Linked DNA regions of Homo sapiens: region 1 is linked to region 2. A link is an interaction called in ENCODE POLR2A ChIA-PET data of the cell type or tissue named here. Cell type or tissue: IMR-90. All regions are shown on one strand. Links, peaks and the distances in the headings refer to the core of each region. The heading gives the core; the rest is flanking DNA. Region 1 overlaps USP44 (ubiquitin specific peptidase 44). Region 2 has its middle 52 kb from the start of USP44.

Evidence for each region. Peaks named below come from ENCODE experiments on the same cell type or tissue, not always from the same donor. Only the 100,000 strongest peaks of a DNase experiment are listed, where the experiment ranks them.
Region 1: POLR2A ChIA-PET joins it to region 2 with 6 read pairs; 5 of 35 experiments call an interaction of 5 or more read pairs at or near these places.

Annotation. Positions count from the first base shown.
Region 1 is chr12:95,535,044-95,543,563 of GRCh38, reverse strand. The region is part of intron 1 of USP44 (ubiquitin specific peptidase 44); the gene reads left to right. Among named protein-coding and RNA genes, the nearest start is that of USP44, 12 kb to the left of the region's middle. RefSeq lists an enhancer at 454-953. In IMR-90, for the core only: no CTCF peak of the experiment used is centred there; no DNase peak of the experiment used is centred there.
Region 2 is chr12:95,598,772-95,607,291 of GRCh38, reverse strand. No RefSeq gene overlaps it. Among named protein-coding and RNA genes, the nearest start is that of USP44, 52 kb to the right of the region's middle. In IMR-90, for the core only: no CTCF peak of the experiment used is centred there; a DNase peak (open chromatin) is centred at 5,411; H3K27ac peaks cover 1,182 bases.

The DNA.
Region 1 (8,520 bases), core at 3,537-6,036, 63 kb after region 2:
TATTTGACTAGAGATGAGATCTCACAATATTGCTGGAAAAACATCCTTCTTGTCTCTTTTTTTCTTCTTTTTTTCTAGAGACAGGGTCTTGCTATGTTGCCCAGTTTGGGACTTACTATTTTCTTTTTCTTTTTCTTTTTTTTTTTTTTTTTTTTTTGAGAAAGAGTCTTACTCTGTCTCCCAGACTGGACTGCTGCAGTGGCATGATCTCGGCCCACTGCAACCACCACCGCCTCCCAGGTTCAAGTGATTCTCCTGACTCAGCCTCCCGAGTAGCTGGGACTACAGATGCGTGCCACCACGCCCGGCTAATTTTTGTATTTTTAGTAGAGACGGGATTTCACCGTGTTGGCCAGGCTGGTCTTGAACTCCTGACCTCAAGTGATCCACCTGCCTCAGCCTCCCAAAGTGCTGGGATTACAGTCATGAGCCACAGTGCCCGGCAGGACTTACTATTTTCTTTCTTTTTTTTTTTTGAGACAGAGTCTCCTTCTGTCACCCAGGCTGGAGTGCAGTGGTGCGATCTAGGCTTACTGCAAGCTCCGCCTCCCGGGTTCACGCCATTCTCCTGCCTCAGCCTCCTGAGTAGCTGGGACTACAGGCGCCCACCACCATACCTGGCTAATTTTTTGTATTTTTTAGTAGAGACGGGTTTCACCATGTTAGACAGGATGGTCTCAATCTCCTGACCTCATGATCCACCTGCCTCAGCCTCCCAAAGTGCTGGGATTACAGGGTGAGCCACCATGCCCAGCCAAGGACTTACTATTTTCAACCTCTGGTTGTTTTTTTTTGTGTTTTGGTTTTTTTTTTGAGATGGAGTCTTGCTCTGTCACCCAGGCTGGAGTGCAGTGGCTCACTGCAACCTCCGCCTCCAGGGTTCAAGTGATTCTCCTGCCTCAGCCTCCCGAGTAGCTGGGATTATGGGTGCCCACCACCACAACCGGCTAATTTTTGTATTTTTAGTAGAGACAGGGTTTTCACCATGTTGGCCAGGATGGTCTTGAACTCCTCAGGTGATCTGCCCACCTTGGCCTCCCAAAGTGCTGGGATTACAAGCGTAAGCCACTGTGCCTGGCCTACTTTCAACCTCTGATTCAAATATCATAAAGAGGATGACCTGCAGTTAATGCTAGTTGGTTGCTCCAAGAATTTGGTAGCCTGAAAAAATATAGCTGTACATCTATACAATCTTCATAAAGCCCTGAGAGAATTTTTAGGTTAAAAGATGATGTTTGGGATATAGTCTTTTCCTGACCATAAGGAGCCTACCCAACAGTTAGGTGGCAAAGTAAGGATGTATGCACACATAACACAAGGATTCACATTTGGCAAGTTGGCATAATGTTAGCACAATCCAAAGTCCTTTAAGAAATTAAAGAAGGCTGGGCATAGTGTCTCATGCCTATAATCCCAGCATTTTGGAAGGCCAAGGTGGGAGGATCACTTGAGGCCAGGAGTTTGAGACCAGCCTGGGCAAAATGATGAAACCCCATCTCTACAAAAAATATGAAAGTTAGCCAGGCATGGTGTCACACGCCTGTAATCCCAGCTACTTGGGAGGCTGAAGTGGGAGGATCACTTGGGCCTGCAACAACGGAAGTTGCAGTGAGCCAAGATCACACCACTGCTGTCCAGCCCGGGCAACAGAGCAAGACCCTGTCTCAAAAAAAAAAAAAAAAAAAAAAATGGAGATGATATTATTTTTGACTAAAAAGATTTTATGAAGGAGTTGGACCTTGGAGGATGAAGATGAGTTCTGGAAGTTAGCTGGGGCTGACTTTTGGCTGGCGTGCACATGACAGGTAGAAGGGTCATGAGGCAAAGATAGGTTAGAATCTGATTGTGGAGGATTTTGAAAGCAAGACTGACAAATGTATACGTTTTTATTGAAATATTTGTCAAACTATTATGAAATTTGTCACAATCAGCATTTTTTAAATGAAACGGAATATCAGCATACTTTTTTTTGTTTTGTTTTTTTGAGACAGGGTCTTGCTCTTTTGCTGAGGCTGCAGTACAGTGGCACCATCATGGCTCGCTGCAGCCTCGACCTCCCCATGCTTAGGTGATCCTCCCACCTCAGCCCCCCGAGTAGCTGGGCTTATAGGCACACGCAACTGTGCCAGGTAAATTTTGCATATTTTGTTTCACTATGTTGCGCAGGCTGCTCTTGAACTCCTGAGCTCAAGCAGTCTGCCCACTTTGGCCTCCCAAATTGCTAGGACTTTGTATTCTGAGCATGAGCCACTGTGCCCAGCCAGAATTAATTATTATTATTATTTTTTGAAACAGAGTTTCACTCTGTCGCCCAGGCTGGAGTGTAGTGGCGCCATCTCGGCTCACTGCAACCTCCGTCTCCCAGGTGCAAGCAATTCTGCCTCAGCCTCCCAAGCAGCTGGGATTACAGGCACCTGCCACCATGCCCGGCTAATTTTTTGTATTTTTAGTAGAGACGGGGTTTCACCATGTTGACCAGGCTGGTCTTGAACTCCTGACCTCGTGATCCGCCCGCCTTGGCCTCCCAAAGTGTTGGGATTACAGGCGTAAGCCACTGCGCCTGGCCAAAACAAATGTTTTAAATTGCTACTTCCGTATGGTGAGATCAGGGGGAATTTTTTTTCCTCTCCCAATTTTTGTGTAATGAATATGTTTTGCTTTCATAATGAGGAAATTAAAATTATAATTTTTTCATCAAAAAAAGAGTTAAAGGCTCAGAGCAAACTCAAAGGTTAATTTGGTGGGATAGTATGCAGGAGACAATCCAGATGATGGGAGACCAGTTTGGAGGCTACCAAAATATTGTACTCTAGGAACAATATAATAAAATCCATTAGAGTGATAGCTGTGGAAATGAAAAGTAATAGAGACTTAGTGAACAATAACCCTAAGTATACAGTAGTAAAAAAGATGGGAGGGAGAGCAGGGTGTGGTGGCTCACGCCTCTAATCCCAGCACTTTGGGAGGCTGAGGGTGGTCAGATCACCTGAGGTCAGGAGTTTGAGACCAGCCTGGCCAACACGGTGAAACCCCATCTGTACTAAAAATACAAAATTCGCCTTGCGTGGTGGCATGTGCCTGTAATCCCAGCTACTCGGGAGGCTGAGGCAGGAGAATCACTTGAACCCAGGAGGCAGAGGTTGCAGTGAGCCAAGATCACACCATTGCACTCCAGCCTGAGCAAAAACACTGAAACTTCACTCAAAAAAAAAAAAAAAAAAGATGGATGGAAGGGAGGAGTAAAGAAAATCCTTAAGATTTCTAGCCTAGGTCCTAGAATGATAATATAGTATCTGTTAGAGAAAAATACCCGATAAAAAGCTAATTTGGGAAGGTAAGTTGCGTAGGTAAGCTGACTTTGGGTTGTGCCTGAGACTGGTTCAGAAAGGTTAGGGCTAAGGGTAAAGTCTGGGTAGTTAGCTGTCTAGAACTGATGATCAAACCTCTGCTGGAACCTCTGTAGGATGAGTTCATTATCAGAAGAGGTTTGAAGAGCTACAAAAATACAACAGGAAGGTATTACACTACATGCGAAACTGTGGGTTGTAGGTTACAAAGGGCTGTAATTTGAGTTAATAGAAATTAATTTCAGAGAGTCCTCACTGTGGTGAGTATAAGCTGTTTTATGCTGTCGAACTGTAACAAGTTAAATATATTACCTGTGATATTTGATTTTGGAGTTTGATATAAACGGTTGATTAAAAATCCCTTATAAGATCATCTATTTCTCTCCTAATCATTTTAGCTTTTTGTTTAATAAGTGCTTCAATGATATACTAATTCTACATAAAATTAGCTTTCAATAAGTCAAATATAGTTATTTAACTTTAGAGATTTGCTAAAGGGAATTTTTAAAATGCATGCTCAGTCATAGGTGTGAAAAGTATGAAGAGCTTGAATGGCTTTGTTTGAACAAATTAAATGTTTTATTGTCTTTTTGCACTGAAGAATGACAAAAAAGCTTTTAGAATATTTGTAAATACATCTGTCTTTAAAAATGAAAATAGTATACTTGGTGTTTAAAAAGCCATTTCATTGGGCCGGGCGCGGTGACTCATGCCTATAATCCCAGCACTTTGGGAGGCCGAGGCGGGCAGATCACAAGGTCAGGAGATCGAGACCATCCTGGCTAACATGGTGAAACCCTGTCTCTATTACAAATACAGAAAAATTAGCTGGGTGTGGTGGCAGGCGCCTGTAGTCCCAGCTACTCAGGAGGCTGAGGCAGGAGAATGGTGTGAACCCAGGAGGCGGAGCTTGCAGTGAGCCTAGATCGCGCCACTGCACTCCAGCCTGGTTGACAGAGCAAGACTCCGTCTCAAAAAAAAAAACAAAAAAAAAAGCCATTTCATTGACAAGTCACACTGGTAAAAAAAGAAAAAAAAGCCATTTGATAGCTACTGATTTGAATTTGGAGTGTGAAACATTTTTTAAATGCATGAGAATTATAGCACAGATAGTTTTAATCCTTATAGATTTCATTTCAAGCATCCTATTTGTAAGGTGCTATTATATTGGTACAGGTAATATTTTGTCAGAATCTGCATGAGGGATATAAAAATGTTTTGTCAGGTAATACCTCTTTAAAATGAATATACTGCCAAAAATCATACATCCAATCTGCTGACGCCAGAGCGAATGCATAGCTTCACAGCGGTGGATTAGCAAATGAAAAGAGGTGCTCTGAACCCAGTAGAGGAATATAGGAAGTGTCAAGAAAATACTCCCATCCTCCTTTCTTTCCTCCAAGCTCTTAGATCTTTGTGTGATGAGACCCCTTTGGGGATACCCTAGTTACTGTCTGAGTTACTGGAGATCTCTAGGGACAGCAGCCTGGCTCTGCAGCTCCTGCTTTCCACGGTGCCCTTGCCTCTGTCGTCTACCCCTTACTGATTTCTTTCATAAGTAGACAGGGTAAGTGGGCCCCCTGAGCTAAAATATTAATCTCGTGATCCGTCATTCCACTATTCTGGTTTCACGTCTATTTTTAAAAAGATTTTATCTTTGAGAGACCCCCCCCTTTTAAAATGCAAATTCCCCTGGGAGAGGTCAGACCTTAGTTCTTAGCTAACATCTTGATTATCTGTTAGCACCTTAGTTGGGCTTAGTACACATTTGGCTGAGAAGAAGGAATCCCTGGCTAAAAGTGATCAACTAGAAGGAAACTAGCATTTATAATAATAATTTATTATTATTTTATTACTATTGGCAGCTAAGATGTACTCAGGGCCATATTATTAAGTGTCAGGAGTTGTTCTAAGTTAATTCCCTCAACAACCCTATTGGTATTATTACCACTGTTACTTTACAGATAAGAAAACTGAGGTATGTAGCACGTAATTTATGGTCACATAGTAAATCCTGTCAAGTGTTAAACTCGGGGATTTAGATTCCAGTGTGTGCTCGCTCACCGTTTTACTGTAATCCCTCTCTTCTACCATGATGTCTCAGATAGATGACATCTAATCAAGATTTCACCCTTTTCACAATTTTGTATCAAATAGAATGATGTGTTTAATTATAGATGCCACTTCCCTTTGAAGGTCAAGTACTTTGTTATTATCTAAATAGATTTTTTAGCAATAGCTTCAATGAAACAGGTACTTTTTTTGTATTCAAGGGAATTTATTTGCAGAGTAGAGAAAGGAGTAAAGAGGTTAGTGTACAATTTAGCACATACTTAACACTATCTGAGCTGTTTTTATTTAAAACATGTTATTTTTACAATTTTGAAAGTATAGATTAATAAAGAAAGTACAGTAATTTTCAGTCCCATTACCCAGAGGTAACCTCAGAATAAATGTATTCTCACCAGGCTTTTTCCTACTGATCCTTTTCTGAAAGTGTTAACTCATTCTACGTCTTTAAAATTTTGGAATGAAATGATCTTTTTTGCTGGCATTTCCTTCTTCACCTCTGCAAGGATGTTGAACTAATAATTATTTTCGGCCTGGCGTGGTGGCTCATGACTGTAATCCCAGCACTTTGGGAGGCCAAGGCAGGCAGGTCACGAGGTCGGGAGCTCAAGACTAGCCTGGCCAACATGGTGAAACCCCGTCTCTACTAAAAATACAAAAATTAGCTGGACATGGTGACGTGTGCCTGTAATCCCAGCTACTCGGGAGGCTAAGGCAGGAGAATCGCTTGAACCCAGGAGGTGGAGGTTGCAGTGAGCTAAGATAGCACCCCTGCACTCCAGCCTGGGCGACAGAGTGAGACTCTGTCTCAAAAAATAAAATAATATAAAAATTATTTTCTATGGTTTGCCAGAAACATGTTTAACTAAATTTTCTCTGTATTCATTTTATCATTTTGAATAAAAGGTAATACAGAGCCCTAGATCCTTCCCTTAACCTCCAAATTGAGTAAATTCTCTCAACTAATGTTTGTTAAGCACTAATTCTACCTCTGCCCCCTTCTTCAAAACTGCTATACTCCTGCAGCTTTAATTTCCTTATAATTTCTGGACTGCTAGTCTCTCTTAATCACTCGTCCCTTCTCCAGAGCTCTTTGTAATTCAGATCCCTCTGTAACCCACAGATCTGATCATATCATTCTCCTCTACAGATTTCTTCAGTGGCTCTGTGTTGCTCATAGGCCCTAGAAGCAAGCTTGGGGATGATTAGGGCAAGTAATTCTCTGAGTCCCAGGTACCAGCGAGTGGCCTTAGAAGGGGAGTTGCTGGTGTGTGCAGACTTCAGGTGGCCACATGCCCTTGGCCTTGCTGACTACACATTAATAGAGGAGGGTCACAGCAAGGATCCCCTAAAGTGGTTGTTTAGGTCTAGATGCAGACCATGCTACTGTGTGTTGAGAGTAGACTGTTGGTGGCAGTAAGGACAGAAGTGGAGAGACCATCTGGGAGCCTTACTGCAGTAATCCCGGTAAGACTTGATTGTAGCTTGGATCAGGCTGGTGGCAGTAGAGGCACTAAGTAAGTCAGATTCTCAGTATATTTTGGAGGTAGAGTCAATCATTTTTCCTGAAGGATTGATTTAGAGAGAGAGAGTCAAGGATGACTCTAAGGTTTCTTGCCTCAGTACAGAAAGATATGGGATAGTGGAATATATAAATCACTGATGTCTCAATTCTGCCATTAGCAACTATTGTCAAATCCTAGGTGTTCTAATAAAGTACCATATTTGACCAGATTTTAAACCTCTGGAAATTTTTAGAGAGAGGAGTAAATTTAAAATGTGCACTTAAAACGTGTGAAATGGGGGCTGGGCACGGTGGCTCACGCTTGTAATCCTAGCACTTTGGGAGGGTTAGGCGGGTAGATCACTTGAGGCCAGGAGTTCAAGACCAGCCTGGGCAACATGGTGAAACTATGTCTGTACCAAAAATACAAAAATTAGCCAGGCGTAATGGCACATGCCTGTGGTCTCAGCTACTGGGGATGCTGAGGTGCGAGAATCGCTGGAACCTGGGAGGTGGAGGTTGCAGTGAGCTGAGACTGCACCACTGCAGTCCAGCTTAGGTGACAGAACAAGACCCTATCTCAAAAAAAAAAAAAAAAAAAAAGGAAAAAAAAGGAAAGAAAGAAACATGTGAACATGTGAGATTTGGGACTGGTCAGTACCTGATACCTAAAAATTAAGGAACGAATATGAGATTTTACAAAAAGAGGTGGGAAGGAACCAAAAATCAACTGCTTTTGCAGTTTTCTTAAGGCCTGGAGGTGGCACTTGCAGGTACCGTTGAAATTCACAGTTTCAACTGCCCTAAAAATTTAATGCCTTGGTCATGATACATAGGGTGTTTTTAGTGTTCCGTAACTAGGTCTCCACCCAAACCCTGAAATTTGTCTTTGATTTGTATTAAATCAATGAAAAAAGTGTTTGTGATCACGGCTTTTTAAATAAGATTTCTGTTCATTACATGTAAATAACTTACAGCAGAAGTGTTCCTGACTTTAACTGATAAAGGAACAAGTTCTGTGTCAAAAATCACATAAGCTTTTTTAAAAAAATAAGCTTATAATTTCAGATAGGTTTAGGCCTGCTAGAATGTAATAAAAGCTTATTGCCACCCACTTCATATTCTTCCTTTTTTTCTCTTTATTTCCTTGTATGTTTCTGAGAATATTCAAATACAAAAGCACATTCTCCTCTTCTGTCTTTCTCTTTCCCTAAAGCCAACTGTCAAGTCTGTTCGGCCTCAGAGTATGTTATAGAGCCATGAATTAAAGGTAATTATTGATTTACCAAATGGAAAAAAATAAGTTTAATGGTAATATGATTTATTTAAATAGGGTAATAAGATTCGTTCACTATAGATACAATTAAAACTACCATTTACCATGTGTCAGATAAATATTATCTCTCAGTTCTTCAACAACTCAATTGAAGTTGGTATGATTTTCCCTCTTTTACAGATGGTTTAGAGAAGTTAAAACATTTGCTCAAAATCATACATTTAACAGTGTGTGGCAAAGGTACAATTCAAACCTATGTTTTTCTGCCTTAAAACTCACCTTTTCATCTTTGATTATGTTTTATTAACTCCACATAAGGCTCA
Region 2 (8,520 bases), core at 3,967-6,466:
GTTTTGATTATCTTGCTCTGTAGAAAATAGTGGACTGTCATCAATATGAAAAGAATTTCACTATTCTTCTTAATTTTATGTTGATGATAAATTTAAAAGGTGGTTAGGGAAGTTGACAATAGCACATGCAATGCCTTGAATGATGGGCAAAGTGTGAATACGTTATGCAATATATGGAAATTTTCTTTACAAGTATACTGCCTTTAGGATATTTATGTTTAACCAGAATTGCAGGTTGGAACCTGCAACTAACTTGCATTTAGTGAAATTCAAGTTATTTATTATATCCTTACTAGTGAAAAACTGGCTCTGAGGTCATTTAACATCTCCTAAATGTCAAGAGGTCATTCAACTTCTTTACAATGACTTCAGGTTAACAACAAAAGCAAAGAAACGTTATCTTTGGTTGCTGCTTCCAACTGGCATCTTCAGAATCAAGGGATATAGTGCCACATCAGTACCATGTCAGACTTGCTACAGGATTTTGAAAAGATGAGTTTCCCAATCATCACTCTTTTTTCTAGAACTAGATTAGTGACTAAAATAAAGTAATAACACTCCCAGGGAACTGTGATCATCCATATTTAGATACTTCTCACCAGAAGATACAGTTGCATTACGATATTGGTTTGAACACCTTAACAGAATCCAAAATAACAGTGACTTACATAAGAGTTAAAAACTTATTTCTCAGGCTGGGCACAGTGGCTCATGCCTGTAATCCCAGCACTTGAGGAGGCTGAGAAAGGAAGACTGCTTGAGCCCAGGAGTTCAAGACCAGCCTGGGCAACATGGTGATACACTGTCTCTACAAAAAATTTTTAAAATAAAAAATCAGCCAGGCATGGTGGCATATGCCTGTAGTCCCACCTACTTGGGAAGCTGAGGTGGGAGGATCACCTGAGCCAAGGGAGGTTGAGGCTACGGTGGGCTATGATCCTGCCACTGCACTCCAGCCTGGACAACAGTGTGAGATCCTGTCAAAAACAAAAAACAAAACAAACAAAAAAAAACAAAAACAAAACGCCTTATTTTTCCTTCACATAGACATCTGAGTTAGTAGGTGATCTGGAATGTAGGGCAGTTCTCTTTCCAGGGCATCCAGAGAACCAGAGTTCATGAATGTTATTGTTCCACCAGAGCAGAGATACAGAGATAAACAAACTATAGTTAGCAGGCACCGGTTTTGGCAAATAAAATTTTACTGGAATACGGCCACATCCATTGTAGAAGTCTTGTCAATGGCTGCTTTGGAGCTACAAGGTCAGAATTGAGTCACTGGGACAGAGACCCTATGACTTTCATGGCAAAATATTTCCTATCTGGCTCTAAGAAAATGTTTACTTGGCTGGGCATGGTGGCTCACACCATAATCCCAGAACTTTAGGAGACCGAGGTGGGTGGATTGCTTGAGGAGTTCCAGATCAGCCTGGGTAACATGGCAAAACCCCACCTCTACAAAAATTAAAAAATTAGCTGGGGCCAGGCGCAGTGGCTCACACCTGTAATCCCAGCACTTGGGAGGCTGAGGCCAGATCACTTGAGGCCAGGAGTTCAAGATCAGCCTGGCCAACATGGTGAGCCCCCTCTCTACTAAAAATACAAAAATTAGGCGGGCATGGTGGCACATGCCTGTAGTCCCAGTTAGTTGGGAGGCTGAGACATGAGAATCCCTTGAACCCAGGAGGCAGAGGTTGCACTGAGCCACGATCACACCACTGCACTCCAGCCTAGGCAACACAGCAAGACTGTCTCAAATTAAAAAAAAAAAAAAGAGAGAGAGAGAGAGATTGAGAGAACGGATATCAGAGGCCAATTAGCAGGTTCTATAGACCACCTTTCTGGCCACCCAAGAATCAATGCATACCCTTCTGAGACATAAGAACACATTCATCTCCTTCCCAAGGAAACCAATCCAAAGTCCTACCCAGTTACCTCGCAGAGTCCAAGACCTCTCCATCGAGTTTGGATGTGGTTCCTTTTGGAGAAGTGACTCATCTACTAAACATCCACTCTCCACTTCTGTGACAAAGACAGGATAACCACAAGTAAAACTCCAGGTCAGACAAGGGAAGAATGGGAAACATACAGCTGTCACTCATCCTCAGCAACTGTAAAATCCTAATGAGCAGAAGCTGCAAAGATTCCCTGTCCTGGCAGAGAGTAAGTTCCTTGGTTGACCCACATGATCACCCCCAATTCTGTTGTCTGGGAGGATCTTTTGTGTCCATTATTCTCTATAGCAGCATCTGGGTCAGTATTGGAAACTACATCCTTCTTATTTTATTTATTTTTTAGAGACAGAGTCTTGTTCTGTCACCCAGGCTGGAGTGCAGTGGTGCCATCTCGGCTCACTGTAACATGTGCCTCCCGGGTTCAAGAGATTCTCCTGTCTCAGCCTCCTGAGTAGCTGGGATTACAGGTGCCTGCCACCATGCCCAGTTAATTTTTTCATTTTTAGTAGAGACGGGGTTTCACCATGTTGGTCAGGCTGGTCTCAAACTCCTGACCTCGTGATCTGCCCGCCTTGGCCTCCCAAAGTGCTGGGATTACAGGCGTGAGCCACTGCGCCTGGCAGACTTCCTCATTTTTAAAGTCAGTTTGAGTTGCACATTCCATTAACTGCATCGACATCAAGCTTTTATTAAGTAACTACTGCTGGGCACAGTGGCTCACGCCTGTAATCCCAGCCCTTTGGGAAGCTGAGGCAAGCAGATTACTCGAGCTCAGGCATTTGAGACTAGCCTGGGCAATATGACAAAACACTGTCTCTATAAAAAATATAAAAACTAGCCAGGTGTGGTGGCACAAGCCCGTGGTCCCAGCTATTCGGGAGGCTGAAGTGGGAGGATTTCTTGAGCCAAGGAGGTCGAGGCTACAGTGAGCCAAGATCACACCACTGCACTTCAGCCTGGGCAACAGAATAAGATCCTATCTCAAAAAAATAAAAACATAACTACTGTGTCAGGGACAATATTAGGCACAGAGAATATAAAAATGAAGAAGACAGCCAATTGGCTCAACATAGAGTTTTTATTCCAAAGGAAGACATGAATACCTAAAGAAATAATTATGATATATGCTATAATCAAGACAGGTGTAATGTGAGCCTAATAGAAGAAGCATTCCTTCTGCCTTTCTGGGACATTGAATCTGTTTCCCATCATAGATTCCTCAAGGGCAGAGAATCAAATCATTTTCTTCTTCTCATTCTCAATATTTGGCATAATTCCTTACACACAGCTGCTCAATAATAATATAGTATACTTATCAAAAGGATCAATTTTACTAAGTTCTCTAATGTGCTTGTTGATTTTTAGAGGATAAAGTTGAGTCCAAATGCAACGCATAATTTCATCAATATTTCCACCTAGTTTGCCAGAAGTCTCCAGCCCTATCTAGTATGTATGTGTGTATTTGGTGTACCTCCAAAATATGTTTAACATAACTTAAAATATAAAATACAGATAAAATTTAAACTGAAAATCACTTATCAAAGTGAAAAGACAAAATCAAAGTGAAAAGACAAAATTAAAGTAAAAAGGAGGAAAGGGAAGAAGTAGGAAGAAGGAGACATTCCGAAACATCTTAGAAAATCTTAAAGCGGATGATGCCAGTGGGCTTTGTAAAGATAAAAATGCTTAATTACAAAGCTTGGAGTGAGAGACAAACTAAAAATGAAACTACTGATTGTCTGTGCTTAAAGCGTCCTTTTCACTTCTCCCAACACACCCAACAGAAAATAGCTTAAGCTCAGTGGATTCATCCATCATATCGTCAGTAGATCTTAAAATCAACAGGCATTCCTAAAGAGATACATGGGCCACAGTTCCTTCATTTCAGTTATTTCCTTGGGTCCTGTATTCCTAATATTTTGGGACAGAGTGAAGCAACAACTCTATTCCCTGAACTAAAACTTCCCAGTAGGTCACAATACATTTTTTTGAAAGATTTGGATGGAGAATCTTGTCAGACAAGGCACCACCTGCCTGGATTAAGGAAACCACTCTCGCCTCTAAAAAATTCTCACCTTCCAAAAAATTACCAAATTATATGAAAACCTGTTCTAAAGTTTCAACAACTGTGATTTACATTTCTAAGAAGGAAGCTATTTTTAAGGTTGCATACATTTTTCTTAAAGACTACGTTGCTGTTAATGATGACTCTTGGATTGCAAATGAGACAAACACAACTTAAATGCGCTAAAGTAAAAAAGTAAATGAATATCTTAGAAGTTCAAATATAGCTGTATCCAGGGGTCAGACCAACATTGGCACTTCTCATCTTCTCTGTTTCCACTCGGCTCCCATGTGTTAGTTTTCTATTTATTTATTTATTTATTTATTTATTTATTTATTTATTTATTTTTGATACGGAGTCTCACTGTGTCGCCCAGGCTGGAATTGCAGTGGCGCGATCTCAGCTCATAGCAAGCTCCGCCTCCTGGGTTCACGCCATTCTCCTGTCTCAGCCTCCCGTGTAGCTGGGACTACAGGTGCCCACCACCACGCCCGGCTAATTTTTTGTATTTTTAGTAGAGACGGGGTTTCACTGTATTAGCCAGGATGGTCTCAATCTCCTGAACTCATGATCCACCCGCCTCAGCCTCCCAAAGTGCTGGGATTACAGGCATGAGCCACTGCGCCCAGCCTAGTTTTCTCTTAATATAAGGCAGACTCCATGTGGCTTAGGACAATTACTATGTGTGGTTGCATGCTGCATTCTAATGTAGCATCTTCTGCAGAGGAATCTTCCACCATCATCCATCTATCAGTTCAGCCAAGTCTCTGATTGGCCCTGCTTGGATCAATTGCCAACCTGAACCAATACCGGTGTCCAGACGAAGAAGTTACCATGACTGGTCAAGCCTGGATCATGTGCTGTTACTATAGTGAAATAAGTGAAGCCTGGGAATTGTAGCCCATCAGAATCACAGGATGTAGAGGAAAGACACTTCTGAAGAGAAAGGATGCTGAACAAAAAACAAAAAAAGACCCACTACGTAGGAAAGCACAGAGTCATGATCTCTGGGGTAAATCATATTACCCCAGAAAGTGTTTAGGCAAATGTTTAAGGGGCCTGTGACAATGAGTGCTTTTCCAATTGGAGTGGGTTGAGGGGTGAGTTGGAAAAACAGTGGCCTTCTGCCCTAGAACTAGTAACCTTGCACCATGGGAATTTGTGTTGCGTGAACCTTACAGTCTGCCTGCCCCATAGATCAACGCTTCTATTTTGTTGTTGCGTCAGGTAACATGTTTAGCTCCTAGATAGTCTATCATCTGCAAGAAAGGAGAGGTGGGCCCTAAAAGGCATGCAGTTCTTTTCAACAGCATTTTTTGAAATCCTAGGAAGATGGGAGTTATGGCATATGCTCCAGTGAGCCTGTTAAGATTACTCATGATGACTCTAGGCTATGTTTGGAACTCCTTCTAAACTGAATAAACAGATGGCCAGCAGTGGCTAAACCTGAAAGTAGTTTGAAAAATGCTGAGAATCAATTACTTTAATGCTCTCCGAGCTTAAAGGTCCTTCAAAAATGACTGGACAATATTTATTAGGAAACATGTTCCTTCTGGAATAAATTCAGCTCAAGAACAGATGTGCTGCAATATTCTGAGACATGAATTCAACGTGATGTAAAAAAGAATTATTGGCTTTACATCCCTATCACAGAAGTCTTGAGGCATAGTTAATTGATGATGATTACTTCAGGAATATTCTGAGCCAAGACTCCACCAAAAAAGAAAAGTATTTTTCTCATTAACTTCCTAATAGCACATGTTATTCACAAGAAATTCACAGGAATGGGCATGCTATATCTTGGAAAAAGAGACCAATTTGGGAATATGCTTGAGCCAGAAACAGCAAAATGGGTCGGAAAGGCAAGTTTCAGAGTTTTGAATCCTAGAAACTATGCCAATAAGATTTTCTGAGGGCCAAAAAGGACAGCGAATCTGCCAGTCCAGCTGTGAGAACACAGCTGTGAGATTTCTGAAGGAAATGATGGAGGAGAAGGCAAGCTCATAAAGTGGACACATCACCAAGCTGGGAGCAGTATTAACACACTGTAGGATGGAAATCAGCACCTAAAATACCGATTTAAAATGATTCTGGCGAGTTAGAGACTTAATCTAAAGGGGAGAAAAAGACAATAAATTTCAACAAGCCTAGTCACAAGTTAGTATCAAATAAGAAGATACAGGACCAGTATCAGGTTGTGGGCAGAAGTTGAGCAGCAATGGAACAACACAGACTACACTCTAATAGGTTATAAGAGGTAGAGATTAACTTGTCCAACTAATTCACTTTACAGGTGAAAAAAAGAAAGCCTCGCCCAGAGAGAGTGTTTCAATTATTTCTGGGTATTTCACAAATTACTCCAAAAAATACTGTCTTAAAGAAATGATTTGTTCACAATTCTTCAATTTGTGCAGGGCTTGGCAAGGAGAGCTTGTCACTGCTCCACATGGCAGCAGCTGGGATGGCGCAACTATGACTAGACAATCTACTTCCAAGATGGCCTCATTCATAGCCAGGCCAGTGGGTGCTAGCTGTCCGTTGGAAGATCGGCTGAGGCTGTTGGCCAGGGACTTTGTTCTCCACCACATGGCTTCTCCGTGTGGCTAGGTTGGGCTCGTGGAGAGGCCATGTGGAGGACAACTGCTCACAGCATGGCGGTCTTAGGATGGACATATTACATGGCAGCTGGCTTCCCCGAGAAAGCTGCTAGGTCTTCTTAAGGCTTAAGCCTTCCTCTGTGTTCTGTTGGTTAAAGCAGGCCTCACGGCCAGCCCAGATTCAAGAGAAGACTGCAGAGGGTTATGAATATCAGGAGATGTGGTTCAATCTGCTGCAGAGGGGATATGACTTGTGCAAAGTTAATTATATGCTACTGTCAATTACAGGAAAATTTTATAATAAAAATTATTTTCTTTAAAAAAAGGAGAAAAAGGAAAGTCAGCAGAAATAGTAAAAATAATCCTATTACAAGGAACATGATCAAATCTCAGCTTCACAATGTAAAAGAAACCTGGAAATCTTGGAGATAAGGTAGAAGAGAGAAATGATTATGACTGAAAGATAGGAAAAGAAAACAGAATGAATTATTATTATTATTTTTATTTTTTTGACGACAGAGCAAGACTCTGTTGTCCAGGCTGGAGTGCAGTGGCACAATCCTGGCTCACTGCCAACTTTGTCTCCCTGGTTCTAGTGATCCTCCCACCTCAGCCTCCGCGTAGCTGGAACTACAGGCCTGCACTACCTCGCCCAGCTAATTTTCTGTATTTTAGTAGAGATGGGGTCTCACTATGTTGCGCAGGCTGGTCTCAAACTCCTGAGCTCATGCAATCTGCCCACCTCAGCCTCCCAAAGTGCTAGGATTACAGGCATGAGCCACTGCACCTGGCTGAAAATTTTTTAAAAAGTAAAATTGTATAGCCTGGCATGGTAGTGCATGCCTATAGTCCCAGCTATGTAGGAGGCTGAGGGGGGAGGATCACTTGAGCCTGGGACTTGGAGGATGCAGTGAGCTGAGATCACACCACTACATTCCAGCCTGGCAACAGAGCAAAACCCTGTCCCCATCTTCAAAATAATAATAATAATAATAATAATAATAATAAAATAAAATTGTATAGCCTGTAGAGTGACTTAATAATTAAGTGAATTAAAAATTAAGTCACTGGAAAGTAACTTAATAATGATCCTCAAAGCCTGTAGATGAATATTCACTATCAATTCCTATTCTCTAAGAACAGAAATTGATTATATAAGATTTAGGTTGAAAGAATTTCCTGGAAAAAATGATAGATCAGAAAGAGGAGAATATAAAACTTTCTTTCTAAAAATCTGTAAGAGGCTAGGCACAGTGACTCACACCTGTAATCCCAGCACTTTGGGAGGCCAAGGCGGGAGAATCACTTCAGCCCAGGAGTTTGAGACCAACCTGGCCAACATGGTGAAATTCTGTCTCTACTAAAAATACAAAATTTAGCCTGGTGTGGTGGTGTGTGCCTGTAATTGCAGCTTCTTGGGTGGTTGAGGCGGGAGAATCACTTGAATCTGGGAGGTGCAGGTTGCAGTGAGCCAAGATCACACCGCTGCACTCCAGCATGGGCAGGCAGAGTGAGACCCTGTCTCAAAAAATAAATAAGTAAATAAAAATTAAAAAATAAAAATGCTTAAGAGAAGTTACAGTTAAATATATAGGGAAGAGGCCGGGCGCGGTGGCTCACGCCTGTAATCCCAGCACTTTGGGAGGTCGAGGCGGGTGGATCACGAGGTCAAGAGACTGAGAACATCCTGGCCAACATGGTGAAATCCCACCTCTACTAAAAATACAAAAATTAGCTGGGCATGGTAGCGGGCACCTGTAGTCCCAGCTACTTGGGAGGCTGAGGCAGGAGATCGCCTGAACCCAGGAGGCAGAGGTTGCAGTGAGCCGAGATCGTGCCACTGCACTCCAGCCTGGCAACAGAACAAGACTGTCTCTCAAAAAAAAAAAAAAAAAAAAAAAGT